3 separate regions of the Homo sapiens genome follow, and all the other regions are linked to region 2. Evidence: chromatin contacts called from ENCODE Hi-C or POLR2A ChIA-PET data. All regions are on one chromosome and are shown on one strand. The core of a region is the stretch at or near the end of the contact, and the rest is flanking DNA. Distances in the headings are between cores, read along the strand shown.

Region 1 (4,135 bases), core at 1-2,500, 110 kb before region 2:
GACACTCTTCTTAGGAGGAGGCGGCAATTCTCACTAATAAGTGCTTTTCTTCTACCACATCATGTACATTAAGTGGTTTTTTTTTTTTGTTTTGCTTTTTTGTTTTTTTGTTTTGTTTTTGTTTTTGTTTTTTTGGATACAGAGTCTTGCTCTGTTGCCCAGGCTGGAGTGCAGCGGTGCAATCTTTGCTCACTGGACCCTCCGTCTCCCGGGTTCAAGCGATTCTCCTGCCTCAGCCTCCTGAGTAGCTGGAACTACAGGTGTGCGCCACCACACCCAGCTAATTTTTGTATATTTAGTAGAGACAGGCAGGGTTTCACCATGTTGGCCAGGCTGGTCTCGAACTCCTGACCTCAAGTGATCTGCCTGCCTCGCCCTCCTAAGTGTATATTTTTCTTTTCTTTTTTTTTTTTTTGAGACGGAGTCTCGCTCTGTCACTAGGCTGGAGTGCAGTGGTGCCATCTCAGCTCACTGCAACCTCTGCCTCCCGGGTTCAAGCGATTCTCCTTTCTCAGCCTCATGAGTAGCTGGGATTACACACGTGCGCCACCAAACCCAGCTAATTTTTGTATTTTTAGTAGAGACGGGGTTTCACCATGTTGCCCAGGATGGTCTAGATCTCTTGACCTTGTGATCCACCCACCTCGGCCTCCCAAAGTGCTGGGATTACAGGCATGAGCCACCGCGCCTGGCCGTGTATATTTTTCTAAATAGACACCTGACCATGCTTAGGTCATCCATCGAAATTCCCTAGCACTTGCTGGCTTCCCTGAATTCAACTGAATTGCGCGTGCCCACTGCTGCTGCATAACCTATGGCGGGCACAGCCATGGGATAAAGTGGGCAGTGTGCACACATTCCCCGCACAGTCTGTGGCCTGGCCAAGCCCCTGGGCATTCGAGGCTCCCGGCAAGGCTTCGTGTCCCGACAGTTTTGGGTAGGGGCACGAGGTGGGTGAGCCCGGATCCCAGCAGCAGGCATGGCTCCCTGGGTTTTCATGTCATCTGTGCCCCCTTCTACCAGGATCCTGCAGCAGCTGAAGGGAGACCCCTCTCCTTTTAAGGGTTAAACCCCCAGTGGCACAGAGCAACTTACCTGCCCTTGCATGGTGAACACTCCCATCTTTATCACATCAGTAATTCTTGCTAAAAGCAGATGTAATTTTGAAGGTGGGTAAAAGTAACTTGAAAAGTTGGTGGGCAGATGGCAGAGAGCCTGCTCATCCTTCTTTCAAACTGTCATCAGCTGCACAGGTCTCAGCTGCCATCTCATACTATTATTATTGCTATTTTGCATGTGTGCACACCTCTTTCTGTGGGTGTGGAGGGAGGGGACTGAGCAAAGCCTCAGGGAGGCCACATACGTTCTCAGCGCCATGCTTGGCTGGTGACTGGTCATGCACCATTGGCAGGGCCTGGAGCACGTGCAAGGAACAGAGTTCCCGGCTCTGCACACTCAACATGTGTGTTTCATACTGTCACCTGGCTGGCTCCTCTTTCTGGGTCTGTGTGAGCAGAACAGAACACACACTGGGGACAGAGCTTGCCCGAGGGGCTGCCCAGGTTATTTCCATCTTGGTGATGATGACACCACCCTGAGCTCATTTCTTCTTCACAGCAATCCCAGGAGATGGGAACCACTGTTATCCCCATTTTCTTGATAGGTAGACTGAGATGTGAGTGAGGGGAACAGATGGGACAAAGCTAGGACCCAAGGACAGGTGAAGGCAAGGAGGGACGATGCTGCTAATAATCAAGGCCATTCATTTGGTCCCACCCAGAAGCCTGGGCAAGTGGAGACAGCTGGCACTACAGAGGCCATGGGGCAGGGGCAGTGGAGGCCAAACCAGGGGGCTTGATCAGCACTCTGTCTGGGAAGCCATTGAGATCCCAGGTTCCTTCCACAGCATGCCTCAGACAAGCCTGGAAGTTTGTTCTTTGGGGAAATTGTAGAAAGGAGGCTCTAGGCTCAGGGGCTGAAGGACAGCAGAAGGCAGGGGTGGGGTTCTGGACTAAAAAGGGGTCGAGGTATAAGAAGAAAGACTTCACCTACACTGAGGAGATCCCCAAGACCCCCTCCCGACTCTACTCCCAGGAAGTTGGCAGCATGACCTACAAGTACCAGGCAGGACATATGTTCCTAGAGAGGAGACCTAAACATGTTTGCAGGTAAGGGTTGCCCAACAAAGAATCTGCTATAGCCACCAGTCTATAACCATCCCCTGCCAGCAAGAAGTCTTCAGTGAGCTCTTCAGGGCTGTGCCCTTGGAGATGAACCAACTGCCCACGGTCACTGAACACAGGAGTGAAGCAGCCAACATGGAGCACAACCAGCAACACATAGGGAAGAGGCACTCAGAGGAAGCAGAGGGAAGGGGCAGAGCAAAGCTCAACATGAAGCCCCTGTCAGTCACATTCTTGGGAGCTGATAGAGGAGATTGCATCCAGGAAACAAGAATGGCATTCTAGGCTGGGTGTGGTGGCTCACACCTGTAATCCCAACACTTTGGGAGGCTGAGGCGGGCAGATCACCAGAGGTCAGGAGTTCGAGACCAGCCTGGCCAACATGGTGAAACCCTGTCTCTACTTAAAATACAAAAATTAGCTGGGCATGGTGGCGCATGCCTGTAGTCCAGCTACTCGGGAGGCTGAGACAGGAGAATCACTTGAACCCAGGAGGTGGAGGTTGCAGTGAGCTGAGATCACGCCACTGCACTCCAAACTGGGCAACAGAGCAAGACCACAGACACACACACACAAAAAAAAGATTGGCATTCTAGGAGAAAGGGATCATCAAAGCACAAGAAAGAGGACATTTAATAAATAAGATAGAAGGTGGAGTCAAGAAAATTGCTAGAAAAAAGACAAAAAGATTGACAATAAGACACCAAAGACAACTAGCATGTCAATCAGATGATTTGGGGTTCCACTAATTAGAGTTACAAAAGGTGAGACCAGATACAAGGGGGAGACATTTTCAAATAAATAATACAAGAAAATTACCAAGTGAAGGATGGGAGCCTCTGAACGGAAAGAGCCTGTTAAGGACCACCATTTTAGAATTCTACACCAAGGCATGTCACCATACAATCTGAAAGCATTCAGGATGAAGAGAAAGCCTCGCAAGCTGGAGGTTGCAGGGGAGAAGAACAATACACACAAAGATTTAAGGATGAAATGTCATTAGACTTCACGATGGCAGCACTGGAAGACAGGTGACAATAGAATAATGCCTTTGAAACTTTGATGGAAAATCATTTTCCACCTAAATTTCTATATCTTTCCAAATTATTTTTCAAGTATAAAATAGTATAACTGCATTTCTAGGCATACAACATCTTTAAAACCTTTGCCTTCTGTGTATCCTTCCTCAGGAGATAGTGGAGGATGCGTCCCACCCAAACAATCAAGTAAACCAAGAGACAGGAGGACCTGGGGTGCAGGAAGCAGGACCTAGCCCAACGGGGAGACCAAGAGAGACCCCAAGGTGGCAGTTTGTAGCAACAGAACAGGAAGTCAGAGGGCCCTGGGAAGAAGGCCTCCAGGGAAGGCGGAACTGCCAGCCTATGGGATGTGTTAGAGTTTGAAGCAGTTGTTGATAGGTGTTTGGCAGAAATATGGAAGTATTTGGGGGAGAGTTAGCCTTAAGGACATTGACAACTAAGTGAATGATAGAAGGAAGCATTTTCCTCTGGGGCAGGCGGCAGGAGTGGATAATGAGAAAGGAACAAGTTCATTGCACACTATTGGGCTCTGCAATTAACACAATTTGATAGTCCTAGTAATGTAAACACTGATTATTAACCCAAAATTATGATCTAAAGATATATTGGGATGATGGGTGGGGGAGGAAAGTGGGAATACAGTGGAAAGCAAGTGTCGAATCACCACTATTGTGGTAGAAAGTCAGCAAATAATGTCAAGATATAATAAATAAAAATAGCCATATTTCCTTATGTTTTCAGAAGCAGATTTAAAGAAGAAAAGTGGTGGCCTCTGGACTCTGGAATGAGAGCGCCAGGGAGAGAATGCTGCATAATTGTTTGGACTGTATACTACATGTGTGCATCACTTTTCTAAAAATACAAAATTAATGAGGAAAGGAAGAGGCAGCCCTGCCAGTTGCTGGCTGCCAT
Region 2 (3,978 bases), core at 22-2,521:
TTGCTGTGCACAAATGGCCTGGCTGTCAGGGGTGACTTTGGCCCTGGGGGATGTTTTCCAACCCCCTGGGACAAACACCTGCCAATACTTAGCAGCTACCTCCTGCTAGCGCTGCGCACCCACACCACCCTGAGCCTGTCACTCCAGCTCCAGAGGTGGGGCTCTCCCCACACCCATACCCATCTCTGTGCAGATGCAGACATCCCAGATCCACCCCTCCAGCCTGTGTCAGGAGGGGAGTGGGCACCTAGGCTTTCCCCTCTTTGTGGCAGGACTGGAGGAGTGTCAGCAGAGTGGCCTCCTTCACCTGCCTTTTAAGCCAGGGCGTGCTCTGAAAACACGCCATGGCTGGACGTTTTCATGTGTCTGGCTGGCAAGGGCTCCAGGGGAGGTGGCAGGGGTGCCAGGAATCCCCAGCCACCCAGACATTTGCCAAGCTTGGCTCCTCAGTGCCTTGGCTGGTGGCCTTTGGGGGTGACTTCACCCTACTGTCATGGCTGGCCCATGGCGAAAGGGTTCACCTGCTGCTTAGGAGCTGAGACTGGGCTGGGCCAGGCCAGGGGCCCTGTTTCTCTTCTGGACTGTGGGGGTTTGGGCCAGTGGGGAGGGAGAGCTTCCCCAAGGGACCATTACAGAATTTGCTGTAAGAATGTGGAGAAGGAGTTCTGGTCCTTGGGTTTACAGATTTTTATTCTAAACCTAATGGAACCTTTCTTTTAACAAAATCTCCTGGAATCCAGTGCAGAAAAGAGCTGGGAGGATTGCTGGGTGGGGCAGGATGAGGGTGGGAGGGGTTTTGACTTTGTCCTGAGGCTGTGCGGGATCCTCCCTGGGTCCCCCAAGGAAGCCGCCTGAGTGGGGAGGGAGGGGCCGCAAGTAACCAGGAGCAGGCCAAGGTTCCAGGGTTCAGCCCAGGACAGCCAGTCTAGGTGCAAGCCAACCCTGGGGGCTGGCCAGGGAGTGTGAGCTGTTGCAGTTTGGGGCAGGTGCCTTCCAGGCTCTGTGGGTCAGGGTTCTCTCCTGGCCCTTCTGAGGGTGCCACCCTGGCCTCCCCGCCTTTGAGCAGGTGGGGGTTGGGTCTGGGTTCCATAGGGCTGGGCAGGAGGAGGCAGCTGTGAGATCCCAGGCAGAGCCAGGAGAGGAGCAGGACAGATGGCATGCAGGCGTGCTGCATCGGGCTGGGATTGTGGGGTGCCAGCAGACAGGGGTGGAGTGGGGACTTGGGCATTCCTCACTCATTGCCTGAGTGTCATGAGGGGCCTGGCTTTGGCTGGTGTTTCTGTCCCTTGAGGGCGTGGTGTCTGAGGGCAGGGCCTGTGGCTCCACCCTGTGTGCTGCTCTGGGGGCCTGGAGGCCTGTGCCCCCGCCTCAGCCTGCCTTTGCCCTGCTGCACCGCTGGCCTGCCTCTTTCCCATTCGGGCACCTGCCTGGAGAGCACTGGGGTGCGGGCAGATCCTGCCTTGAGTGAGCACCGCGTGCCTAGCAGCAAGCAGCAGGGGATCTCCAGGAGCGTGGCAGGGTCCCATCCTGAAACTGACAGGAAATCTGTGAGTATGAGGGTGGGACGGAGAAAGCCCGGGAGGTGTACCGTTCCTTTGGCCCCCATCCCCCTCACCAGGGGACCCTGCCCTACTCACTGTCTTCCAGTGGCCCTACATGGGCAGCATCCTGCCTGGCTGTTGTGGTTGTGAGGCCGCAGCCTGAGACTGACCACACCAGGGCTTAGTGTGCTTAGTTCTGACCCGGGTGTCTGCCCTGCCAGCCTGGTGTAAAGTCGTCAGATGCTGTGGGCCACACGAGGTCATATTTGCACCGTCAGTTTACCGGGGGCAAATGACCTTCTGGGGAGGGCTGCAACTGCTCCCCACCTCTCACCCCTGGTTGTCTCTGTTTCCCGGAGGGTTCCGTTTGTAGGCACTGATGGGGGTTCTGGTTCTAGAGGAAGAGTATCTGAGCTCAGAGGGAGTGCAGCTCCACAAGTGTGCCCCTCTGTGCCGGCATCTGGCTCAGGCATGCGTGAGCCCCTCTGTACAGATGCCTGCCTCACGCTGAGATGCCCACGGCCCAGGCATATCTCTCAGGAGCCCCCGAGAACCCTGACGGGAACCCAGAGCTGTTCCGCACAGAACACCAGGTCAATGATCTTGACTCTGTTTCTGGGAAGATTACCCATCTGTGGCTTCCAGAAAGCACCTCTTCGTTTTTCTGAAACTCACAGCCTTCTCCCCCGACCTCCTGTCCTCTGCTTTTCTCTGAGGCCAGAAGGAGAGATTTCCACACCGGCCCTTTGCCCTGGCCACAGGCCTGAGCTCCTGCATAGCAGCTGCTGTCCTTCCCCTTCTGGACTAGTCCACTCTAACCTGACCCTTTGGTAAAGAGTATGATGGACCCCCCACCGCTGTTACCAGTATTCAGCCACCCTGGAGCTGCGGCCACCCACACAGCTGTGGAAAGCCCCCAGGCCACAGCCAGGCAGGAGCTCCTCCCCGGGTTCTCTTCTTCCTCTGCAGGAGCTTCCAGGCCAGAGCCCCAAGGCCTCATGCTGCCCCCTGCCCCAGCTTTCTCAGGACATGAGGCGTCCCCTCCTTGCAGGCCCCCCAGGCTGACTTCTGTGTCACACAGCAGCCTTCACTTCCGTATCTTTCTTTCTCTTTTAAAGGCATCACCTTCAACTGGAAGAAGAAATGAAAATACCACCTGTGCCTCGAAATCTTTCAGTTTCTAGCGAGGGACATCCCAGGCACTTGGTGGTGGGGCCAGGGCTCCTGCCGGCCATAGGTGGGCTATTGGCCTGCAGGCCAGGTTCCTGCCTGCCACCACTCTGCACCCCTCTGTGCTGGCGGCATCAGGGAGGGTCTGGGGAGATGCAGACTGGACGTGTGGGTTGGGTGGGCCAGCAGGGGAGAGGGGCAGCGTAGGGTCCTGAGTCTGGGGGCAGGAGCAGACTGTGGTAGCAAGCATGGGTGAGGACCTCAGTTCCCCTACCTGCTGGCTCTCATCGGGGCTGGGACAAGGTCAGGTCTGTGACAGGGCACGACACCGAGCCCAGCAGGTAGGAGGATTTGAGGACCTGTGAAGCTAGAAGGTCAAGCAGGGAATTCAGGATTTGGACACCCTCCTGGGATCAGCAGGCGTTCCCCCCTCCATTGCTCTGCTGGTAGCACCAGCCTTCCCAGAAAAAGGCTTCTTTGGCAGGGCCTGGGAACCTCCTGGAGGGAGCTGGGTGACCAGCTTCTCTGCTGAGCCCCACTGGGACAGCACACCTCAGGAAGAGGCCGTCCTTGGTGCTCGTGGTGGGGAAGGGGAGCTGTGAACAAGGCTTCCCCCTGAGGCAGGGCTGGGGATGGGCAGTGGAGACTGGAGGCAGGGAAGAGCTACCCAGGCTTTGCCGCACGTGGGTGGCAAGCCCGCTAGAACCTGTGTGTGCTAGCGTCAAAGGGCACCCTCAGGGGGCTGGGCTGGGGAGGGGCCCCACCTTGACTGTGGTGATGAGAGAGGCAGGATGTGGGGCCCAGGAGGTGACTCTGCCTTGGAGGTGCTGCTCATGAGGGACGAGGGCATCCTATGGCAGGCCCTAAGCCAGCGGAGCCTCAGAGTAGGGGAGAGAGGCGGGGCAGTGTGACTTGGGAAGCCAAGGCAAGAAATGGCTAAAGGAAAAGTGGGTGTCACAGTGGCTGGGCCCAAAGGCTCCCATCCTGCCATCCTGTGGCAGCAGCTTGAGGGGGCCCCAACCTCTTCTGTCTGCCCTTCCACCCCCTCCAGCCTCTGGGGCCCTGGGGCAGCATATAGGCTGCAGGGGTTGGGGGCTGCCTCTGTTGTAGTGGCTGCAGCGCTGGTGGAACAGGAAGGTGTGTTGTTGGCTTCTCCTGGACCACACCCCCTGAAGGTGACACCCTCCTAACACGAGGAAGAGAGCTGCGCTTCTCAGTGCGTTCCAGATCTCAGGCTTCAGTGTCTCCAGCCTGGCCTTCTTGGCCA
Region 3 (3,857 bases), core at 1,165-3,664, 89 kb before region 2:
ACCCAGGCTTTTTTTTTGCGGGGGGTGATGGGGGGTCTCACTATGTTGCCCAGGATGGTCTTAAACTTCTGGCTTTAAGCTATCCACCTCAGCCTTCCAAAGTGCTGGGATTACAGGCATGAGCCACTGCACTTATCCTCCAATGTTTTAATAAATAATAAAGCATTTAGGCCGGATGCAGTGTCTCATGCCTGTAATCCCAGCACTTTGGGAGGCCAAGGTGAGCAGATCATGAGGTCAGGAGTTCAAAACCAGCCTGGCCAGCATGGTGAAACCTTGTCTCTACTAAAAATACAAAAATTAGCCAGTCATGGTGGCTCGCTTCTATAGTCCCAGCTACTCAGGAGGCTGAGGCAGGAGAATCACTTGAACCTGGGAGACAGAGGTTGCAGTGAGCCAAGATCACGGCACTGCACTCCAGCCTGGGCGACACAGCAAGACTCTGTCTCAAAAAATAAATAAATAAATAAATAAAGCATTTAATAAAATGCTATTTTGCAGGGGGATTTCTTTTGTCATTTGCCAATGAGTGTTATATATTAAATATTTTAAGCAAACATACTAACTTTAAAATTGTATAATAAAATATATATAATAAAATTATGCTAATCCAAAAACTTCTTATGCAAAGCATGAAAACTAATTCTTATAATTAATGCACAATAATATATTTAGCTATATTTTGAGTTCATTAAACAAAATGAATCATTATAGCACTTTCATACTATATGCAGAAAATTACATTTTGTGGAGAATATATGCATATGTACATCATATATACATAATATGTCTGTGTCACTGATCCTTCATTGAAATTGAATTATCTCAGGCAGAAAATTCACTATGAAGTTGGTGTCAGTGACACTACACAAACTGTGTTATGATATTTTATTTATAAACAATAAAGTTCAATAAAACAACTTAAAAAAAAAGAACATGGTAGAAGTGACTGAGTGTGACTCTGGAGACCAGGTCCTGAAAGGCACTGTGGCTTCCTCCTTGCTTGCCCTCTCTTGTCTCTCTTGCTCTGGAGGAAGCCAGCTACCATGTCTTGAGCATGCTCAATGGCCCATGGAGACCTCTAGTCAACAGCCACCTGGGTAATGCTGGAAGCAGACCTCCAGCCCCAGTCAAGCCTTCAGATGCCTGCAGCCCTGGCCAGTGTGTCTGGACTGCAACTCGATGCAATGCTGAGACTGAACTGCAGAGCTGAGTAACTCCCAAATTCCTGACCCTCAGAAACTTCATGAGATAATAAAAGTTTGTTATTTCAGCTGCAAGGCTTGGGAGTAACTGGTTACACGGCAGCAAATAGCTAATAAACCCATTCCATTTCCCGTTTTTATGATCTTCTGTCATCATGTGCTTGGCACCACTCCCACTCCACTCCAGAGAAAGTCCATGCCATGAAGAAGTGAGGATGTTTTTGGACGTTCTTTTGCACAATAGCATGGTACAACTGCTCGAGCCGTTTCTGGAATATTTTCCAAGAAACTCACCTTCTTCCAAAGGATGAAGAGATCCCAAGGCTCCTCCAGGCCACAGCCTAGAGCTATTCCTGATCTTTTTCATCCCAGAGAACACTCCAAGGCTCTAAAGTAACTACAGTGAGTCGTAAATGAAAGGGAGCCATGCCCAGGGTACTGGTGCCTCTGGCTTGTTGCCTGGGGCACAGGAGCCACCTGTGAGGAGCAACAGCAGCACCTCCAGGTTCTGAAAAAGTGGACAAAAAGGGATAAATGTGGGCCCAAGGCTAGACAGAGCAGAACAGTGGCGGCCACCATAGCAGGCTCATCTATGGGAGGAGCAGGGGCAGCCAGGAGCAGGGGCAGCCAGGAGCAGGGGCAGCCAGAAGCATCCACAGCCCTCCTGGAAGCCTCCATCTTGGGTGACAAGCTGTGCCTCATTTCTGAGAAGAAACGCATGCTGCTACTGACAGCGGTTGCCTCTGGGGCGGGGGACTGGGTGGCTGGCCGGGAAGGAAGACACATTTTTTATTCTGTGTACCTGACTTTGTCTATTGAGTGTTGTTCTATGGGCATGTGTTACCTCTTTAAAGATAGATCAATTACATATATTTAAAGTTATAACTAATCAATTACTACACTCTGCTTAGGTGTTCCTAAAAAGAAGGAGTTTGTGGTTCCATAAGTTTGGGGAACTGAGCTAATGAGCCCCCTTTATGGAGTGACACCTTAATGTCTTCAGGAGCTGAGAAATTCTGTAGTAGAGGATCATGTTTAATCTGCTTAAACCTGAATTTTCCAAGTTTGTTCTACCACATAACTATTTTTTCATAAACTCTGTATAAATAGCCCTGACTATAAATAGCTAGTTGTGTGTTTTATGCCACAAAGCTCGGGTCTGGGCCATTGACAACATAGTTCCAGTTACACACCCTTGGACACCAGGTGCAGGGCCAGAAGGAAGGACCTGAGGGAGGGCGGTGTGGTGTGGCCAGATGTCAGGACGGGAACTTGAAGCAATAGAGAAATTGAGAGTGTGGAAAGGGGATCTCCAGAGAGAAAATCCCCCAACCTACTCTATAATTTTCCCAACGGCAGGCCTGTGAGTTTTCACGCTGCCACCCAGGCTGGAGTGCAGTGGCGCAATCTATGCTCTCTGCAACCTCCACCTCCTGGGTTCAAGTGATTCTCCCCACTCAGCCTCCTGAGTAACTGGGATTACAGGCACCTGCCACCAAGCCCAGCTAATTTTTTGTGTTGTAAATACAGACAGGGTTTCACCATGTTGACCAAGCTGGTCTTGAACTCCTGACCTCAAGTGATCTGCCCGCCTCAGCCTCCCAAAGTGCTGGAATTACAGGCGTGAGCCACATTCCTTCATTCTTAATTCACAAATTCACTAAACATACACCGTGTTTATGGCCTGGGCCTAAGTGAGGTTTGTTGTCTGCCCTCAGGAAACTCACCTCTAGTGAGGAAGATGTGCAGAAAACAGCAGCAGGAGACAGTGCAGCCCCTGTGGGCTTAGGAAAGCCTCTTCCAGAAATGGCCTATGTGCCACACCCAGAGTGTGAGCTGCACTCAGCCCAGGGGAGAAGTGTGGAGGGCGTGCCAGCTGCCCTGGGGAGCCCGGGGCTTCAAGGAGCCAAGAGCAGGCAAGTGGGGCTGGAGCCTGGTTGGGGCTGTGCTGGTGGCTGCCAGGGTCGCTGCCCACACCCGCCGTCTGTGCTCTGCTCTGGGGCTCCGGGGTTTCTGCATGTGCCAGGCACCTCACCCACTGGCTTCTGGTTAGGCCCTGTGGTAGCACCTAACATAGGAGGTGTGGCAGGAGCTCCAAAGGCAGGAGGAAGAGAGGAATGTCCGTATCACAGCATGGCAGTTGTAGCAGCAGGAGCTGGATGATTAGGGACCCCAGAAGCCTGAGCACAGGCGGCACCTTTATCAGCAGTCACAGCTCTGGCAAAGAAGATGCATCCTCCTCGATACAGAACAGCAGTGCCAGCTCCTCCCACAGCCCCTGCTTCTCTACCAGGGCAGCAGCAGGTGCTGACTCTGGGCTCTAGCCCAGTGGTGCAATGGGTTGAGTGTTTGTGTCCCTCCCAGTTTCATATATTGAAATCCTAACTCCTGTGGTGATGGTGTTGGGAGGTGAAGCCTTTGCTGGGGGTGATTAGGCCCTGAGAGTGAAGCCCTCATGAAGGGGATGAGTGCCCTTATGCAAGAGGCCCAAGAGAGACCCCTTGTCCCTTCTACTATGTAAGCACGCAGCAAGAAGTCACCGACTGTGAACCAGGAAGCCCTCACCAGACACTGATTCTGCTGGTACCTTGATTTTGGGCTTCCTAGCCTCTAAAACTATGAGAAATAAATTCCTATTGTTCATAGACCACT

What was found. Hi-C counts contacts between places; a loop is a spot of excess contacts on that map. ChIA-PET counts read pairs that join two places held with the same protein, here RNA polymerase II (POLR2A). Pooled maps may share reads with other maps.
Region 1: a map of GM12878 shows a loop between it and region 2 (4-fold over the local background). The contact joins the promoter of LINC03034 here to the enhancer-like site in region 2. A Hi-C loop is called at or near these places in 5 of 168 maps with a recorded cell type or tissue (GM12878, Ramos and cardiac septum), 10 of 37 single-sample maps with no recorded cell type and 7 of 50 pooled maps. POLR2A ChIA-PET finds 5 or more read pairs at or near these places in 4 of 52 experiments (B cell, GM12878, T-cell and 1 more).
Region 3: a pooled map shows a loop between it and region 2 (2.1-fold over the local background). The contact joins two enhancer-like sites. A Hi-C loop is called at or near these places in 1 of 168 maps with a recorded cell type or tissue (Ramos), 30 of 37 single-sample maps with no recorded cell type and 11 of 50 pooled maps. POLR2A ChIA-PET finds 5 or more read pairs at or near these places in 13 of 52 experiments (B cell, CD4-positive, alpha-beta T cell, CD4-positive, alpha-beta memory T cell and 9 more).

The regions. Positions count from the first base shown.
Region 1 is chr15:31,229,612-31,233,746 of GRCh38, forward strand. It overlaps LINC03034 (long intergenic non-protein coding RNA 3034), which reads right to left and starts at 1,251. Exons shown (of 4, transcript NR_171016.1): 1 at 1,096-1,251.
Region 2 is chr15:31,344,025-31,348,002 of GRCh38, forward strand. The region is part of intron 1 of KLF13 (KLF transcription factor 13); the gene reads left to right. Among named protein-coding and RNA genes, the nearest start is that of KLF13, 19 kb to the left of the region's middle. Within about 2 kb of position 1,272, at least 17 of the 41 ENCODE cell types and tissues checked have a DNase peak (open chromatin) inside an H3K27ac peak, as active enhancers do; they include B cell and OCI-LY7, where a contact is called at or near this core.
Region 3 is chr15:31,253,422-31,257,278 of GRCh38, forward strand. No RefSeq gene overlaps it. Among named protein-coding and RNA genes, the nearest start is that of LINC03034, 24 kb to the left of the region's middle. RefSeq lists an enhancer at 2,500-3,072. Within about 2 kb of position 2,415, at least 8 of the 41 ENCODE cell types and tissues checked have a DNase peak (open chromatin) inside an H3K27ac peak, as active enhancers do; they include B cell and OCI-LY7, where a contact is called at or near this core.